Linked DNA regions of Homo sapiens: region 1 is linked to region 2. A link is an interaction called in ENCODE POLR2A ChIA-PET data of the cell type or tissue named here. Cell type or tissue: endothelial cell of umbilical vein. All regions are shown on one strand. Each heading gives the region's core, and the rest is flanking DNA. Links, peaks and the distances in the headings are about the cores only.

Evidence for each region. ChIA-PET counts read pairs that join two places held together with the same protein. Peaks named below come from ENCODE experiments on the same cell type or tissue, not always from the same donor. Only the 100,000 strongest peaks of a DNase experiment are listed, where the experiment ranks them.
Region 1: POLR2A ChIA-PET joins it to region 2 with 5 read pairs; 18 of 35 experiments call an interaction of 5 or more read pairs at or near these places.

The regions. Positions count from the first base shown.
Region 1 is chr18:9,318,844-9,324,231 of GRCh38, forward strand. It overlaps TWSG1-DT (TWSG1 divergent transcript), which reads right to left. Exons shown (of 3, transcript NR_183523.1): 2 at 3,219-3,309. Among named protein-coding and RNA genes, the nearest start is that of TWSG1-DT, 13 kb to the right of the region's middle. In endothelial cell of umbilical vein, for the core only: no CTCF peak of the experiment used is centred there; DNase peaks (open chromatin) are centred at 2,358 and 3,018; H3K27ac peaks cover 2,105 bases.
Region 2 is chr18:9,120,140-9,125,527 of GRCh38, forward strand. NDUFV2 (NADH:ubiquinone oxidoreductase core subunit V2) reads left to right here. Exons shown (of 8, transcript NM_021074.5): 5 at 2,374-2,542; 6 at 4,735-4,844. NDUFV2-AS1 (NDUFV2 antisense RNA 1) reads right to left here. Exons shown (of 3, transcript NR_110772.1): 3 at 1,126-1,317. Among named protein-coding and RNA genes, the nearest start is that of NDUFV2-AS1, 14 kb to the right of the region's middle. In endothelial cell of umbilical vein, for the core only: no CTCF peak of the experiment used is centred there; no DNase peak of the experiment used is centred there.

The sequences.
Region 1 (5,388 bases), core at 96-5,095, 200 kb after region 2:
CATAGGTGCTCAATGATGAGGTTTTTTGAGTTGTTTGTTTTTTTTAAGAGATGAGGTCTTGCACTGTCACCCAGGCTGGAGTGCAGTGGTACAATCACAGCTCACTGTAGCCTCAAACTCCTGGTCTCAAGCGATATTCCCACCTCAGCCTCCGGGTAACTGGGACTCCAGGCTTGCATCACCAGGTCCAGCTAATCACAAGTTATTGAGTGGTCTTCCAGATGGATTCCAGTCTAGAGATTAACTACTCTCAATGTTACCTCGCCAGGTGCAAAGCCTATGTAATAATATTTGATTTTAATTATAAATACACATACCTGACACATAAACTGTCCACCCTGAAACATAAAGAAACTTATTGTTAGATTATAGTTGAATCCAGCAAAGCATCCAAAAATAATTAGTGGCCAGTGTTGCTGGAACTCTAGTCCTGCAAGTGCTCCACAGATGATCTATAATAAAAGGTTCATTAGTAAATTAAGAGCTCTGAAAAGTTCTATTAAAAAGAAACCTATTCAATCCCTCTTTTTTCTAACTTTTTTCAAGCAACATCTAATCAGGTCTCTTGAAACTATGTTCTACAAAATAGTTTTTGAGACACACTGATTCATTATTGCCATCTTATCTGGCAGACCAGACCCAGAGCAGGCAACTGCAAAGGCAAGTTTTAAGTTATCTCTGAGCTGAGTTAATGAAAACAAAAACAAATAAAAAGGAACCATTACAAGAATTTCGGGTTTTGTGGGATGTGATAGATTGTATTTTCTAAAGTTGGCCATGACAATAAATTCCATTCCACATACTCTTCTAACAATGACACTCCTTTCATCTGGGTGAGGTTGGTAAAACAGAAATGGTACTATATGACTTCCAATGTTAGGTCATAAAAGGTAACACAGCTCAGGCTGGGCACAGTGGTTCACACCTGTAATCCCAGCACTTTGGGAGGCCAAAGGGGGCAGATCGCCTGAGGTCAGGGGTTCAAGACCAGCTGGGCAACATGATGAAACCTCATCTCTGCTAAAAATACAAAAATTAGCCGGGCGTGGTGGTGCATTCCTGTAATCCCAGGTACTCAGGGGGCTGAGACAGGAGAATGGCTTGAACCCAGGAAGCAGAGGTTGCAGTGAGCCAAGATCGTGCCACTGCACTCCAGCCTGGGCGATAGAGTGAGACTCCATCTTAAAAAAAAAAAAAAAAAAAAAAAAAGCTCCTAACTGGTTCTTCTGGGACATCCATGAGTCCTGAGCTGCCATATAAGCAGAAAAACCGCCCTGAAGCCACCATATTGGGAGGAAGCCCAAGGAGATGATTCAAGCCACCACCTGAGAGGACCCAAGACTACATGAAGCAAGAAGAATGCCCAGCCTATCCCCAGCTGCTGCAACTGCACACTTGCCCTCCCCCTTCCAGCTCCAGCCTCTGTCCACCAGCACCTGCATGAGAGATGCTGAGAAGAAACCCACCCAGCCAAGCCCTTCCTGAATTCCTGACCCACAAAACCCATGAGAGAATGAAAATGATTGTTGTTGTTGTTGTAGCCCACTGAGTTTTGGGGTAATTTGTTATGTAGCAACAGTAACTGGAATATGAGACATATGCACAAGGAAATTTTCTGAGATGATTTTGAAAGGTAAAGAAAGAGGACTGCATGCCACCTGGGCAGACAGTATTTATATCTAACTTAAGTTGAAATGCTACGAATTTCTGTATCACCAGTCCTATTACCAATGTTTTCTTTTTATGAGCTTAAATTATTTTCCAAGCCTGAGCAGTGTTAATGTATCTATTTGTAGAGATATTAATTAAAATACTTGAGCACCTATTTTGTGCCAGGCACCAGGCTCTATTATCCACGAATTGTCAGGTTCCCAGTATGGGGTATAACATCACCACGTTTTTATTCTGGTCTATACAGTGACTCAGGCTTAGAGATATAAAGAAAACAAGGCCACTACAGGTTTGGGAGCATTAACTATCATTCCGTCTCAGCCCGAAGCACTGATTATAACACGGTATCCTCAATTTGTAGTAAAAAATGGCAATTATCAGTCTGCCTCTGATTTAGATTTAAAAACAAAGTTAGAGCCAGCTGGCCTCTTGGTTCCCATAGCACTGTGTTCACACCTTTGTTGGAAAACTTGGTCACATTCTTTCATTTGTTATTTGTTTATGGCTATTTCTTTACAGCTCTCTCTCTCTTCTTGGTCTTGCTCCTCTTTGTATCTGTGCAATTAATAATTCAAACTTAAAGCCGTTGGAACTTTAGATTATTCTGAGCCTTGAGAGGAATGTGGCCATGTGGCCTGAGTCATGTGGCATGCAGCTGCAACTTCCGCCCTTTTTTCCTGTAAATAATTATGAAGACCAAATGGCGCCAGAGATAAGAACCCCCCTCAGACCATAATCCCTCCTCATGAAATAATAAAGTAATCTTCCTTGGAGTGTAGCAATCTGTAATCAATCAAATAGCTATGATGTATGCACTAGCCTCGTATGGAAAATGTCATAATCCAGCTGAAACTTCTTTGTCTCTGCCTACATGAGTGAAACTTTAACTTCTCCACTTTGGAATGCTGATCCCATTCATTTGGAGTCTGTTTCCCTGGGTGGCTGTTCTCAAGCTGTGTGCTCAAATAAACTATATACTTACTAATGTTTTCTAAATCTCATTATTTAAGTTTGACATATCTTTAGTGCCTAGCCCTGTGCTGGACACGTGGCTGTTGCTCCATGAATGTGTCAACACTCGGGGCCTGACCCCCACTGCTGTCTTAGAGTTTTGACTACAAAATACCCCCCACATCCCTGGGCAACCCCTAGCTTCCCTGGCTTCCCCTTCCTCAGCTGCCCCATGAGGAGGTAGGACTGTGTGACCCTACAGGCTCTTACGGTTCTCACATGGTTGGGAACTCTCTGTGAAAGGTCCTGCTGCTATGTTGTTGTTTAGATGATAGTGGGAGTCCCAGCAAGGCTCCGCTGCTGTTTCTGACCCTGCCTTGCCCAACCTGCAGGTCAGCCTGATGTTTGTGCTGTACTTGGAATCTCATCAAAGCCATTCCTTCTCTTCCCTGTTAAATGAATTTCAGTTGAAACTATTGTTAGTTGGCAAACGCCAGCATTTGGATTGGAGCCAGACAATCGCGCCCACTTTTCTTGGTGATAAAATGTCCAACATCACATTGCTGTAATCAGGGACATGACATGTGTGCACTTACCAAGCAAAATACTCAGAAGGGCTCATCATACAGTAACTGCAGATCCTAGAGTCTGCTCCATGCATGGAGAATGAGGGCCACCACATAACACCTGTGACAAAAGCAAAAGGTTAATCCAAGCAGCTGTCTCCATTGCTTTGCACCAGCTTATATTCATTCCATTGCCTTTTTCATTTTTTCCCCCATGTAGACCTGGGCTTCAAAAAAAATAATTAACTTGCAATGAGCTGAGAAACTGACCTTTAGAAAGGGGACAACGCAAGTGCACAGAATTGAGTAAACTGAGCCACATTGTTTTGGTGCCTCATAGAAAAGCTAAATGTCTCTGTATTGTACCCTATCTCTATTCAGGAATGCTTTCCTATTTTAAGCATGGTGCTAAGGATAGTAGATCGTACACCATGTAGGGGACCAAGAGTTGGTTTTCCTCCTACTTCTCTGACCACTGCCAAATCTTTACACGTGAGACTTCCTCAAGGCTTAGTTGTCTTGTCTTCTCTCTTTATATAACTCTTTCACGTTGGGGAGCTCACCTATTTCCAGGGCTTTCAGTGTCACTGATATTGTAGGCATCCCTAAATTTAAGTCACCAGCCCAAATCTCTCTGAGTGTCAAACCCCATAAGTGGCAACCTAATCGACACTTCCATGTGGACGCCTAATGAACATCTCAAACTTGCCATGACCCAGTCTCTTGATTTCCTCTCTGAAACCTGCTTTTTTCCCCTTCTTCCCCAATTCACCCAATGGCACCACCAACAATCAACACAGAAACCTAGGAGTCATCCTCAATCCTTCCTCTTTCTCTCCTTTACACCCTCCTGGTTCTGGTCTGTTACCTAGTCTCACTTCCACTCCAAAATATACATCATATCTGTCCATCTTCACAGCCATAACTCCAGCTGAAACCAGCCTTGTCTCAACAGCCTCACTGGTCTCCTTGCTCCACCCTCACCTACTTCAAATCTAGTTTCCACATCATAGCCAGGGTCAATCTTTTAAGAACATAAATGTACACATGCCACTTCCTGCTTTAAAACCTTCGGCAACTTCACGTTGCACTTAGAATCCTTCCCAGGGCTTCCAGAGTCTGCACGATCTGGTGACTCCTGTCTATCTTTTTAACCTCATTTCTTCTTTCTCATCTTAGAGACTTAATCCATGCTGTTGCCTCTGCCTGGAACTCTCCCTGGCTCTTGCTTCCATGTCGTCGCCACACAGATAGCTTCCCTATCACTCTATCTAAGTGAGGCTCTCCCTGTTATTCTCTCTCTTGGCATGCTGTTGACTTCCTTCAAAGAGCTCATCCTATTTTGTAATTATAGGCTTAGTTGTCTATCTGTTTATTACCTGTCTCCCTCCTCCCCCAATACACACTGAAATGTAAGCTCCAAAGTTCGGGTAGCATCTTCTTTATCATCATGACCAATATCATCATTACCATGGCAGCAGCTGACATTTCTTGAGAGCCTACTCTGTGCCAGACACTTGACATTATCTTATTTAATCCTCAAAACAATCATAACAAGTAGATACTATTATTATCTCCATTTTACAAATGAGGACACTGAGGCATGGAGATGCTTAGGTTACTTGTCCAGAATTACACGCTAGCAATAGATAGTGCCTGACATATAGTGCTTGGCATATAATAGATCTTCAACTTATTGATCAAATATATACTTTTGTTGAATAATTCAATGCACTTTTTCATGGGAACCCATGGGATAAATTTCTCTCAAACACCAGTATTAAGAAAAGTAATACTTCTAGTTTTATCCTACAAATACTGTGCATATTATAATATGTTGTGCTTTCTATCTTTGCCTTTACTGCTAGGATACTTAGAACCAATATGTTACACTCATCTGGATGAGTCACTCTGTGCCTCAATCTTATTAAGATCTTATTAAGAGAATCTTAACCTTATGCTCCCTTCTTGCTTGGCCTTTTCTATATTGTATGTGTTTTTGTAAGCCTCTCCAATCATTCATGGAATAAGGCAGGATACAAACATCCACCCACAAGGATGGCTACAATACAAAAAAACAGAAAAATAAGAATTGTTGGCAAGGATGCAGAGAGGAGCCTACATACGATGCCAGTGGGAATGGGAAAATGGTGCAGCTGCTGTGGAAAGCACTTTGGCAGTTCCTCAAAAAGCTGAACGT
Region 2 (5,388 bases), core at 178-5,177:
TTTTGAGCAGTAATACAAATTTCAAGTTTATTCGTATCCTGTTAATACAAATAACTACATTTGTGTGGTGATGTATTACAGCATATCATTTATAAAGTGCCATACACAAACCACATACTATTTGATTCTGATGAGAATCACATAACCATTAAGCTGTGTTATATAATGGAAAATATTTTTGACTTAGAACTAAGACACCTGATTTTTCTCTGAACTTCCTCATTGGCAATGAAAGTTTTGAACCAGGTAGACCTCTTCTAATTATTAAGTTATGATTTCTGAGCGGTAGTGCTAGGACTGAATTCATTTCTAAATCAGTGCATTTTCTACTTGACTGACTATAACAGAGATTTTGTTGTACTTCATTCTTACCACTTTCTAAACTTAATTTGGTTATAACTCTTAGGCTAGACAATCATCTTTCTGAGAGAATAGGAATGTCCTCAATTTATCTAATAGAATCCTAAATGCAAATTTTAGATTTAGTTTATTGATATTTTATTTTATTTGCATTGTATAGTACTATAACACTGGTTTTTCCCTATGAAAAATATTATAAAGCAAGTTTAGTGAGTTACTATCCTGAGTAAACATAGGTGGTTATTTCTTCGATAAATTATGTATTTCTTGGGAAGTTACTTAACATTTTTTTAAATTAAAATAGCCAACTTTATAATGATTTAGGTATATGTTTCTAATTATAATGTTATTATTTTGAAAAAATCATATTTTTAGTAATGGTAAGCCTGTTGGAAATCTTGCTGAGTGGCACGTTAGCAGAGCAAAATAAAAATAAATAAGAAACTGAAAGTGAAAACATTTAAAAAATAAGACAGGCATGGTGGTGCATGCCTGTAGACCCAGGTACTCAGGATGTTGATGTGGGAGGATTGCTTGAGCTTAAGACCAGCCTGGGCAAGATGGTGAGACCCTATCTCTTAAAAAATATGTATTTATATATTGTCCTATTATATTTAGGGTTGGATTTGTGTGGGGGAAAGGCAGGAAGTGTAGGGTATAGGGAATAGACTCAAGATTCTTTGCACTTTACATTTGGGACTTTTATTTTAATGTTACTGCCCCTCCCCCCAACCCATGAAACACCTAACCTTACAACAAAAAATATCCAGAAGCTTAATAATTATTTATTTAACCGTCACTAAGGTGTAGGGAGATGTGCAGAATTCCAGGAAGGAGTCTTTTCCTAATTAGACAGTCAGAGCCTCATTCCAGATTTATTATTCCTTTGGTAGGGTTCCAGCATGTATATTTTGATAGAGAGCTCCCCAGATTCAGGGATACGTCCTTGATTCAGAACTGCCGAATGAAATAGCACAATTACTTTATCTGTCACAAGTGAGCCATGATTAGATGTCTTTTGAGAATATATTTCCTTTAGAATTCCTAATATGAGAAAGTTAACATACTTGTCTGAAATGCCCGCTCTTCTTTTATATTAGAATATGGATATATCTATAATTTTTAAGAATGCCAGATAGTAAGTCTTAATGATAATAGGTCACCTAGAAAGTTGTAGACAGAATTATAAATCACGATAGACAAGGACCAGCCCTGGCAAACAGCTAGAAATCCTCGTTTTCCCTAACAGACTTGCCCTAAGAAAAGATGCTGAGTTAGTGATCCCCTTAGTCCTGAACACCAGAATGTCAAAACAATTGTTTTCTATTAATGTCTTGACGTGAAGGGTTAGAAAGTACTAGACTATATGATTCAACTTTCAAAAGAGTATTGTGATATGAAATAGAAGTAGTGTGCTGGATTCTGGGAGAGGAGTGTGTGATTGTGTATGATAATATGTGTATACATATATGTAGAGATATAAAATTTTGAGTTTACATATTTAAAATATGGGCCAATAGTGAGCTTTGATTTTCAACCTTTTTTTCTGTTGCTGTACCATTTGTATGTAGGCTGTTTGGAAAAAATTGGTGAGAGTTTAAAAAATCTAATTGCTTCTTTTATTGGGGTTTGGCCATCAATTTTTTGCCATTTAGACAGATTATAAAATGTGAGTTGACATGATCAAAGTAGAAATTCTTAATAGTGAAATACTTAAAGATTTAGAGAAAAAGAATATCCTTTTACAGAGGTGAGAAGTAGGGTAGAAGGAGGAAGTGCTGTTAACTCCATTAACTTTCGGGCTCTGTATGGTTTAAGTGTAAGTACATTGTCTGCAAAAATTGAAGAGTTTATATCTCCCAGTTATCCAAGACAAGTATGTTTTCTGCTCTTGAAGAACTTTTCTGTTTTTACCAAATTGAGACAATATTGAAATTATACTTTGTACAACATAATTAAAGCTCCATTACTAACACTGTAATTATCTTATTTTTAAATGTCCTAATATTTTAGGTTGCAGAAGTTTTACAAGTACCTCCAATGAGAGTATATGAAGTAGCAACTTTTTATACAATGTATAATCGAAAGCCAGTTGGAAAGTATCACATTCAGGTCTGCACTACTACACCCTGCATGCTTCGAAACTCTGACAGCATACTGGAGGCCATTCAGAAAAAGCTTGGTAGGGAATACATGATATTTGTAACACTGATAAAAAGTAGAATTGTCTCTCTAGATTTGGTACATTTCTATCTAAAATTTCCAACTTCTGCCATCTTATTGGATCTGTACTTACCTAGTAATATTTTGTGTTACTGTGTTTCCACATCTTTATTTCTTCCTATTTGGTATTCTTCCTCAGTTCTTAGTGTTAAAGCTGAGTTTTTAATTTTTTCTTTTTTAATCAGTATGTTTGAAATGCTTGTAGAAGTTATAAAATATTCGTTGTTTAGAAGATTGTTTCACTTAGAAAATTGTTTCACTTACTATTCTATGACAGCATGTGGTATATTAAAAAGTGACCCATTATTGTCTTTATATTCTTCTAAAGAAGTCATGGAACAAATAAGATACAAGCATAGTAAGAATGCTTTGGGAAGGGAAATTTGAAACAGATGTTATTACAGTAGCATTTGAAAAGTAAATTAGCATTTTAAAAGTAAATGGGCATTTTCCCCTACAAAACTGCCATTGCTACACTTCTAACTATATATGTCAAATGAAGTAATATTTTGTTATTGAATATAATATGTGCATGTTGTAAAAATAGCTGGGTGGTATTGAAATATATAAAACAGCTGAAGTTGGCTCAAACCCCCCCACCCCCAACACCATCAAGGTATAAATCCTGATAACAATTGGATATATTAGTTGTAGATTTTATATCATTTTAATTATTAAATATATAAATGTACTACATGTATGCTTGCTTTTTAGACTTTATTTTGGCTGTATTTCTACAGCACAATATATATGTCTGCCTCATTTTTTTTTTCTGTTTTTTTGAGTTGAGGTCTCACTTTGTCACCAGGCTGGAATGCAGTGGCTGGATCATGGCTCACTGCAGCCTCCAATTCCTGGGCTCAAGTGATCTTCTGCCTCACCCTTCCAAGTAGCTGTAGCTATGGGTGCATGCTGCCAAGCCCAGCTAATTGATTTTTGTTTGTTTTTGTAGAGAGGGGTCTTGCTATGTTGCCCAGGCTGGTGGTTGTGAAATCCTGGCCTCAAGCAATCCTCCTACCTTGGCCTCCCAAGTGCTGGGATCACAGGTGTGAGCCACCATGCTTGGCCTGCCTCATTTTTCTTTTACAAACAGTTACTTTGATGTACACACACATCTTTGCGTACTTGTCCTGTTGTATGCTGAGATAGTTTACAAGAAGTAGAATTGTAGGGTCAGACTTTACCGTATTTTTCCCAAATGCCTTCCCTAAATGTATGAGACTACCCATTTTCTTCACATCCCTTGATAATCTTTGACGTTAGGAGTTTTCTGAGTCTTTGCCAAATCTGATAATGTGACTGTGATTTTAGTAGTTTAATTATTACAATCAAAATGAAAATAATACAGCCTGATGCACTGCTGTATAACAGTAAACACTGGTGATAAGTCCTCTGAAATTTGATTGCTTTTAAAGGAACAAGTCCACTAAAAACTTCCTTGAATGTTAAAATTACATAGAGTTTTTTTTTTGTTTTTTTTTTTTGAGAGAGTCTTGCTCTGTCACCCAGGCTGGAGTACAGTAGCACAATCATGACTACTGTAAAAAATTTTTACTACTGTAAAAAAATTTTTAATTTTTTTGTAGAGCTGTGTCTCCCTATGTTGCCCAGACTGGTCTCAAATTCCTGGGCTCAAGCCATCCTCGCACCACGGCCTCCCAAGGTGCTGGGATTATAGGACGGAGCCACTCCACCTGGCCTAGGATTTTTTTCTTTTTAAAAAACTTTTTTTTTTTTTTTTTTGGAGATGGAGTCTTGCTCTGTTGCCCAGGCTGGAGTGCAGTGGCGCAATCTCGGCTCACTGCAAGCTCCGCCTCCTGGGTTCACGCCACTCTCCTGCCTCAGCCTCCCGAGTAGGTGGCACTACAGGTGCCCGCCACCACACCTGGCTAATTTTTTGTATTTTTAGTAGAGACGGGGTTTCACCATGTTAGCCAGGATGGTCTAGATCTCCTGACCTCGTGATCTGCCCACCCCAGCCTCCCAAAGTGCTGGGATTACAGGCGTGAGCCACCGCGCCTGGCCTCTTTTTAAAAAACTTAATAGTCTTAAACTTTTAATATACCTCTATAAAAATTCTTTTTTTTTTTTTTAAACCAAATGACTATTAAAATATAACCTGGTCCTTAGAGTGTTTATTTGTATTTTTAGGAATAAAGGTTGGGGAGACTACACCTGACAAACTTTTCACTCTTATAGAAGTGGAATGTTTAGGGGCCTGTGTGAACGCACCAATGGTTCAAATAAATGACAATTACTATGTGAGTATTTCAGGTAATACAAGTTAAAGTTGTATGATGTCATATTTAAAACATTTTAAATATTTGATTTTGTGTCCTTAGATGTTGGTTTCTGAATTACTCATTTAGAAGAAATGGTTACCATAAATATCCAGGTTTTAAAAAATTCTTTAAACATTTTTGCATTTAACTTCAGAAGACAAATTTTAAAACTTTAGATTATGAAAAATTTAATAATTTGGATATTAATACAGAAAATAATCCTAGTGTAGCCAACTATCAGGACTTAACTGAGAGTAATATTTTGCCACATTTTACTTCAGATACTATCATCATCATCATCATTTGTAGAAATAAGCTACAGATACAGGTGAAATACTCCATCCCAAATCTTTTTCTCTTCCTTTTATCCCCAGAGATAACCATTATCATAAATTGTGTCTATATATGTATGCAGCTATACTAATATGTTGTATGGCTTTTTAAAAAAATTTTATAGAGATGGTATCATACCTCTAAGTACTGCAGCTGGATCTCACAAGTTTTGCAGTCTTTTTTGTTTTTG